Linked DNA regions of Homo sapiens: region 2 is linked to region 1. Evidence: chromatin contacts called from ENCODE Hi-C or POLR2A ChIA-PET data. All regions are on one chromosome and are shown on one strand. The core of a region is the stretch at or near the end of the contact, and the rest is flanking DNA. Distances in the headings are between cores, read along the strand shown. Region 1 holds the start of LINC02739 (long intergenic non-protein coding RNA 2739). Region 2 holds the start of STX3 (syntaxin 3).

Region 1 (3,442 bases), core at 883-3,382:
AGGAGGTTGAGGCTGCAGTGAACTGTGATGGTGCCACTGCACCCCACCCCTGGGCAACAGAACAAGACCCTGTCTCAAAAGAAACAAACCAAAAACACCTTCCTAGTAACATCTAGAATGGCGTTCGACCAAACCTCATGAAAAGTTTAATTCTCTAGTCTATTAGATGATCAGTTGGGGTTTCTTCTTATTGATCACCATTGGACTTTCAAGAGCCCCTCATCAAAATACATCTTTCCACCCAAGAACTCAACGATTTTGGGGCTGAAGCCCCATATCAGCTAGCATATTGGCAAACATTAACAGAAAGAGGAGAGGGGTATAAATAGGCCTAAAAACCATATGGCTGGCTTCATTTTGCCTTTTACCACACTGCGAGTTCTTAGAATGTGACACATGGATCTCCTTCCTCTCCCTCCATGGTCCAGCCTGACTAAAAAGAAGGCACTCCCTAAGTGTGTTTTTCCATTGCCTTGCCTTGAGTGGAGTGGCTCATCTTTTTTTTTTTTTTTTTTTTTTTTTTTTTTTGAGACGGAATTTCGCTCTTGTTGTCCTGGCTGCAGTGCAATGGTGTAATCTCCGCTCACGGCAACCTCTGCCTCCTGGGTTCAAGCGATTCTCCTGCCTCAGCCTCCCGAGTAGCTGGGATGACAGGCGTGCGCCACCACGCACGGTTAATTTTGTATTTTTAGTAGAGACGGGATTTCTCCATTTTGGTCAGGCTGGTCTTGAACTCCCAACCTCAGGTGATCCGCCCGCCTCAGCCTCCCAAAGTGCTGGGATTACAGGCGTGAGCCACTATGCCCGGCTGTGGTTCATCATCTTAATGAGGCTTTCTACTGAAATTCAATCCATATCCTCCGAGTTCCACTGACCTCCGCCCCCATGCCAGACAAGCATGGACAACTCTGGAAGCCTAGAAACTGGTGGATGGCCGATTCCCGGGGTGTTTCCTAGTGATCTCTGCCAGGAGCTTCTCTGTTGGTGCTGATAACAAATTAGCCAATGGATACAAACCTGTTTTGTAAACTGCCAGGTGTTGAAGATCAAACGGTGTCCTCTGAAATTCAGTTCTTCCTGCATACAGCGTCTGGATATCTTTGCTGGGGTGGGGAAGGTGGTGCATAGGGTTCAGAGGGGTGCAAGGATATGATGTACAAGTGACTTGCAATTTGGAAAATAAAAATACAGGGTGTCCAGTTAAATCCAATTTCACAGAAACAACAAATATGTACTTTGTATATTCCATGCAATATTTGGGACATGTTTATACTAAAAAGTATTTGTTGTTTCTCTGAAATTCAAATTTTGGCCGGGTTCAGTGGCTCGTGCCTGTAATCCCAACACTTTGGGAGGCTGAGGCAGGAGGATGACCTGAGGTCAGGAGTTCGGGACCAGCCTGGCCAACATGGTGAAACCCTGTCTCTACTAAAAATACAAAAATTAGCCGGGCACCTGTAATCCCAGCTACTCCGGAGGCTGAGGCAGGAGAATCACTTGAACCCGGGAGGCGGAGGTTACAGTCAGCCGAGATCACGCCACTGCACTCCAGCATGGGAGCAAGACTCCATCTTAAAAAAAGAAAAAAGAAAAGAAAAGGAAAAAGAAAAAAAAGGAAATTAATTGGACGTCCTGTATTTGGTCTTCTAACCCTAGTGTAGATTTAAACTAGAAAGGGCTTCCGATCTCTGTCTCCCGCCCCACCTAAGAGCTGTTCTAGGGTCCTTGTTATTGTTTTTGTTTTCTTTTTTAAAGACAGAGTTTCACCGTGTTGGCCAGGCTGGTCTCGAACTCATGACCTCAAGTAATCCGTCCGCCTCGACTTCCCAAAATGCTGGGATTACAGGCGTGAGCCACCGCGCCCGGCCCCGGTCCTTGTTACGGTTTAAAAAGCTGGACAAAGCCCGTGCGCCGAACGCTTTCGAGGACTTCTTTGGCCAAGAGGGGGCCCGGGCTGTCACCATTCCCGGCAAGCCCGCGACCAAGCAGGCAGCGGAGGCGGCGCAGGCCGAGAGCTCCCGCCCCTCTGACAGTGAGAGAAGGGTCGCAGCGCCCACGGCTGCCTAGAACCCGAAAGAAGAGGAGCGGGGTGCGGGGACACAGGGTTGCTCAAGAAAGTGAGCTATGCGCAGTGCTCCGGAAGAGCTTGTCTCAAACCAGGTCCCAAGTGAGGGCAGAGGCGTAACTTCGTACTGGGCAGTTTAAAAGGTAAGACATATGTCCCCAGTATCCTCCCTCCCAGGGGAAAATGACGATAAGGTTTCCCTTAACTGCCCCAGCCCGCGTGAGAACCCACAGGGTGTTGACCCTGTTAACTGCAGAAAGACCCTGTTAACTGCAGAAATCACATGTAGTGATGACTAACGCCTAAAACGGAAGCGCTGCCGAAACCCGGGATTGAACCAGGGACCTTTAGATCTTCAGTCTAACGCTCTCCCAACTGAGCTATTTCGGCTGCCGTGGAAGACGTTTTTCTTTTTTTCTACATAATTATAATAAAATAGTATTTGTTCCGTGGTAACAAAGATCATATGGATTCAGCTAGAGGTAGGCATTTTACAAATGTTACAAAGGTGATAAGGCAAGGCCCTTGTTTACAAACTGAAGTGATAAATCACTTTTCTCAGGGTTTTTTGTTGTTGTTGTTGTTTTAAGTTCCCTGCAATTTGCTTTTTTCATTTAAAAACATATTATGGACTTTTTTCATGGCAGTTATGTAGACCTATCATACTTTTTAATCCACGTTCGCCAGTATTGGATTGTATGGTTATAACATAATCTATGTAATCAAACTGACAACTATCAGCTTTTTTACCTTTTTCTATATCTCATTATTAAAAACAATACTGCCATAAATTTTTAAAATATACTTGTTTTTCTTGTGCAAAGGCAGATTTTGCAAGGTAGATATATATAAACATTGTGATTTTTACAGATATCTTCAGATTGAAATCCAGGATATATAGAAGAGGTAAGGAAGGCCATTTGTAAAGGCTTCAAATGTAGACTTTCAATGCTACCTCCACATGAGGTAAACATAGAGTCACTGTACAGTATTTGTTAAAAGCATTGATTTGCTAAACCTAGCATTAAAAATATACCTCAATTTTTGGAATACCATCTTGGCATTTTTCATTTTTAAATATATATAGTCAAAAAAAAGAATTAAGTCAGGCTTCCCTCAAACTCTAAGAAGCAAGTTGTGGTTTAATAATATCTCTAATATGCTGATTTTATTCCTCCTCCACCTCCCATTTCATAATTTTCATCTCTTGCATTTATTCACTGAAAAATGTTTTAGCCAGATGCGGTGTCTCTGGGAGGCCAAGGCAGGCGGATCACCTGAGGTCGGGAGTTCAAGACCAGCCTGACCAACATGGAGAAACCCCGTCTCTACTAAAAATACAAAATTAGCCGGGCGTGGTGGTGCACGCCTGTAATT
Region 2 (3,131 bases), core at 116-2,615, 190 kb after region 1:
AAAAAACAAACAAACAAACAAACAAACAAACAAACAACCCCCAAACTCCCCAAAAATGTGTTAGGGGAAGGAGGTGGGACAGTGTGTATTTCTGATCTACTCGCCTTTCCTAGTATGACCACCAGGGGGCGCGGAAGCCCTCCTGGTACTAAGGCGGGGACAACCTGCCCAGCGAGCACAGCGGGCAGAAGGAAGTGTGCCGGACGCGAGAGAGAACTACGGCCGAGACCCGCGGGGCCGGCTCAAAGCCCGACCTCTGCCATACGCACCGTATCTTTATGGGAGCCGATGAGGTCAGCAGGGAGCACGCGTTCAGATGGCAGAAGAGGGCAAAGTACTGCTAGAATTACAAAGATATTTACAGCTTTTTAACCTGAAAGCACAGAGCAGATCCTATTCTTCAGAATTAAATCTTCGGCTCGCCAGTCCCGTTTATGGATCTCCACTCTGATGAATGTGCCATTTGTTCCCAAGAAGACAAATAGGGTAGGGAGAAGAGGGAGAGGCGGGGAGAAGACTCGAGATAAAGGGACGATCTGCTTTTCGGAAGCAGAAGCCGCCTGGGAACCACCTGCACACCAAGCAGGCTGCGAGGACGGGGAGCGCTCCAGTGCAAAGTTCTGTATTTTAAAGCCCCTCCTCGCTCACAGGCTTCACAGCGAACTACGAAGTGGGTACCATCTCTGATTTACAGACACGGGAACGGGGTCCTCTTGAGAAACGATGCTTTCCCAAACGTCTGCAAATTGTGAGTGCCAAGTGTCTCCACTGGCACTAACAACATCGAGCTGCTTACGTTTCTCGGAGCGGTCCCGATTTCCAACAAGCAAAAGATCCAAATTCTCTGACCACCCTGACCGTCCTGTATCTCCAGATCTCCAGGTCTTTCCTCTGGACACCTCCTCCATCCCCCCACTTTCACTGCCAGCAGCCCTGAGGCTGCGCGGGATCCCGCTACTCGGAATGCCTTCCTCCTGGCGGGATATTTTTAGAACACTCGACTGCCACCCAATGTAGCCCACATCACATTGTCTTATTTGTTTTCGGGAGCTTGTCCCCGCCTAGCAAGGAGTCGGCTAAGAACTGGATCCTAGCGAGGAGCCCGGCACAGACAGCGAATGACCGCAGCCAGACAGTCGCTCTTGCTCTTCCTCGGCCCTGCGGCAGGATCCGCCGGTGCAGGGGCCTCTCCCCGGACTCCACGCGTGTCTGGAGGGCTCTCGGGTTAGGGAAGGGGGCTTTGGAGACGCCCCGGGCGGCCGGGCGGTGGCGGGACGCGGGCCCTTTAAGAAGGAGCGAGGGGCGCGGCCAGGTAGGGGCGGGTCCAGGGCGGATCAGCGCTGCGCCGGCGCCGGCCCGGGAGCCGGATTTGGAGCGCGAGGCGCCGGTGGGGGCGGAGGGGGCTGCGCGGCGGAGGCTCCCGTGGCCTCGGACGCTCCTCCTAGCTAGCGGCCGCCGCCCGCCGCCGCCTGCGCCTCCAGCTCCTTCGCCCCGGCGGGCCCGGCCGCCGCTTCCGGCAGCTCACCTGGGAAGCGCTCACCTGGGACGCGCTCACCTGGGACGCGCTACCTGCCTCCGGGCGCCTGGGCTTCAGGATGAAGGACCGTCTGGAGCAGCTGAAGGCCGTGAGTTTCGCCGCAGGCGGGGTGCTGCCAGGAGGGGTGCTGCATGGGAGAGGGGCTTCCCTTTGCTCCCCAAGTCGAGGCTGGAGGGGGGCCCGAGCCGGAGGCTTGCCCTCCCCAAGCCCCCACCGCTTCCCGCGCCGGTTCCGCACCCTCCCCTCCCCTCCCCTGCGGGGTCATGTGCCCGGTGATTCATCGCTAGGCAATGATTTTCCTGAACGCCTCTAACTCTCCCACCCCGCAAGCTGGACAGTGTCTGTCCAGAGCTGGTTCCCGAAGCGGGTGCTTGGGCCCGGGAGGTCAGGGGTCCCTTCACCACCTGCCCACTGCTGCCTGGCACTATGCCCAGGACCAGCCTCCTTCTCCCTTTCCTGTTTCTCTCCTGAGGTGCTACAGGCCTGGCTGCCCCTTCCCCCAGGGAGCAGCTCAGAGCTCTCTGGTGACCTCTGGAGCTGTGAGCCGGTCACATGCTGGGATGGGTCAGCTCCTCTCCAACCGGTGGTCTGTAATTGTTATCCCCGGGTGTCATTGTCCCCCCCTCCCCCGCCGTATCTTTTGGAACAGCTGTGGTTAGGTCAAAGGATCTGAAGGTAGACTACCTCCAGCCTTGGCTGCGCAAAAGCTGTAAAGCCTTAGGTTACTTACTGTGAGTCTCTGTTTCCTTATCTATCAAATGGGAATGATCATACCCTAGGAATTTGTTGGGAGGATCAGCTGATACAATGGAACTTGATACAGAAAAGGGTTAACGCATAGGGTTTTAAGCCAGATATTCATTGACTCATTCAGTACATAATTATTGAGTGTATTCTATGGGGAGGTCCAGTGCTAAGCCTTGGAGATTCAGTGGCACAGGTTCTACCTTAATAGAATTAAAATCTAGCCCTTGACACTCAAGAGTTTAGTCCATCTACTTTGGAGCTTGTTACAAGTGTAGCAGCTTAGGCCTGAGTCTAGCCCCGCAGAATCAGAATCTAATTATTCATCCATTTCCCCAGGTGATTCATGGGCACATTACAGTTTGGGAAGCACTGGACTGGATTAGAACTGGGGTTGTCTCCTGGCTCCACTGCTTACTGGTGATCCCTTAAAATCCCAGCCTAAGTTTTGTCATTTGTAAAATGGGTAGTTGTAAGGTCGAAATGCAACAGAAGATGCTTAAGAACACTTTTAGGGTGCATGGCACGGGGGACTTAATAAATGGTGAAATATGCTAATAACTGTGAGTGCTCTTGGGAAAATGCAGATGTCAGGGACTGCTGGGATGATGTTACAAGAGTTTATCCTTTTTCTCCCTTGCTTGGATGAGACCTTCATTCCTGTTTCACCTGTTCTGTGTAGCAGGGCTGCGGAGGAGGCAGGTAGCTGGGGAAGTGAGAGAAGCAAAGGGACAGTTGCCTATTGTGGGAGTGGCCTCTCTGCCTCAGGCTTGTGCTTAGTCATCTCAGCCTCACAGCGTCCAGGTTACTGATGGGGCAGAATTTATTGCCCCTGTTTTTATAGATGGGG

The links. Hi-C counts contacts between places; a loop is a spot of excess contacts on that map. ChIA-PET counts read pairs that join two places held with the same protein, here RNA polymerase II (POLR2A). Pooled maps may share reads with other maps.
Region 2: a loop to region 1 is called in a pooled map, with 3 times the contacts of the local background. The contact joins the promoter of STX3 here to the promoter of LINC02739 in region 1. A Hi-C loop is called at or near these places in 21 of 168 maps with a recorded cell type or tissue (B cell, CD4-positive, alpha-beta memory T cell, CD8-positive, alpha-beta T cell and 16 more), 9 of 37 single-sample maps with no recorded cell type and 29 of 50 pooled maps. POLR2A ChIA-PET finds 5 or more read pairs at or near these places in 5 of 52 experiments (HCT116, HepG2, MCF 10A and 2 more).

The regions. Positions count from the first base shown.
Region 1 is chr11:59,563,998-59,567,439 of GRCh38, forward strand. LINC02739 (long intergenic non-protein coding RNA 2739) reads right to left here and starts at 2,133. Exons shown (of 5, transcript NR_187292.1): 1 at 1,018-2,133. TRF-GAA2-1 (tRNA-Phe (anticodon GAA) 2-1) reads right to left here and starts at 2,455; the gene lies at 2,383-2,455. RefSeq lists enhancers at 1,427-1,928, 1,774-1,953, 1,929-2,428.
Region 2 is chr11:59,754,011-59,757,141 of GRCh38, forward strand. It overlaps STX3 (syntaxin 3), which reads left to right and starts at 1,366. Exons shown (of 11, transcript NM_004177.5): 1 at 1,366-1,625. The coding sequence starts at 1,596. RefSeq lists enhancers at 1-296, 1-280, 46-340, 277-436 and a silencer at 1,307-1,566.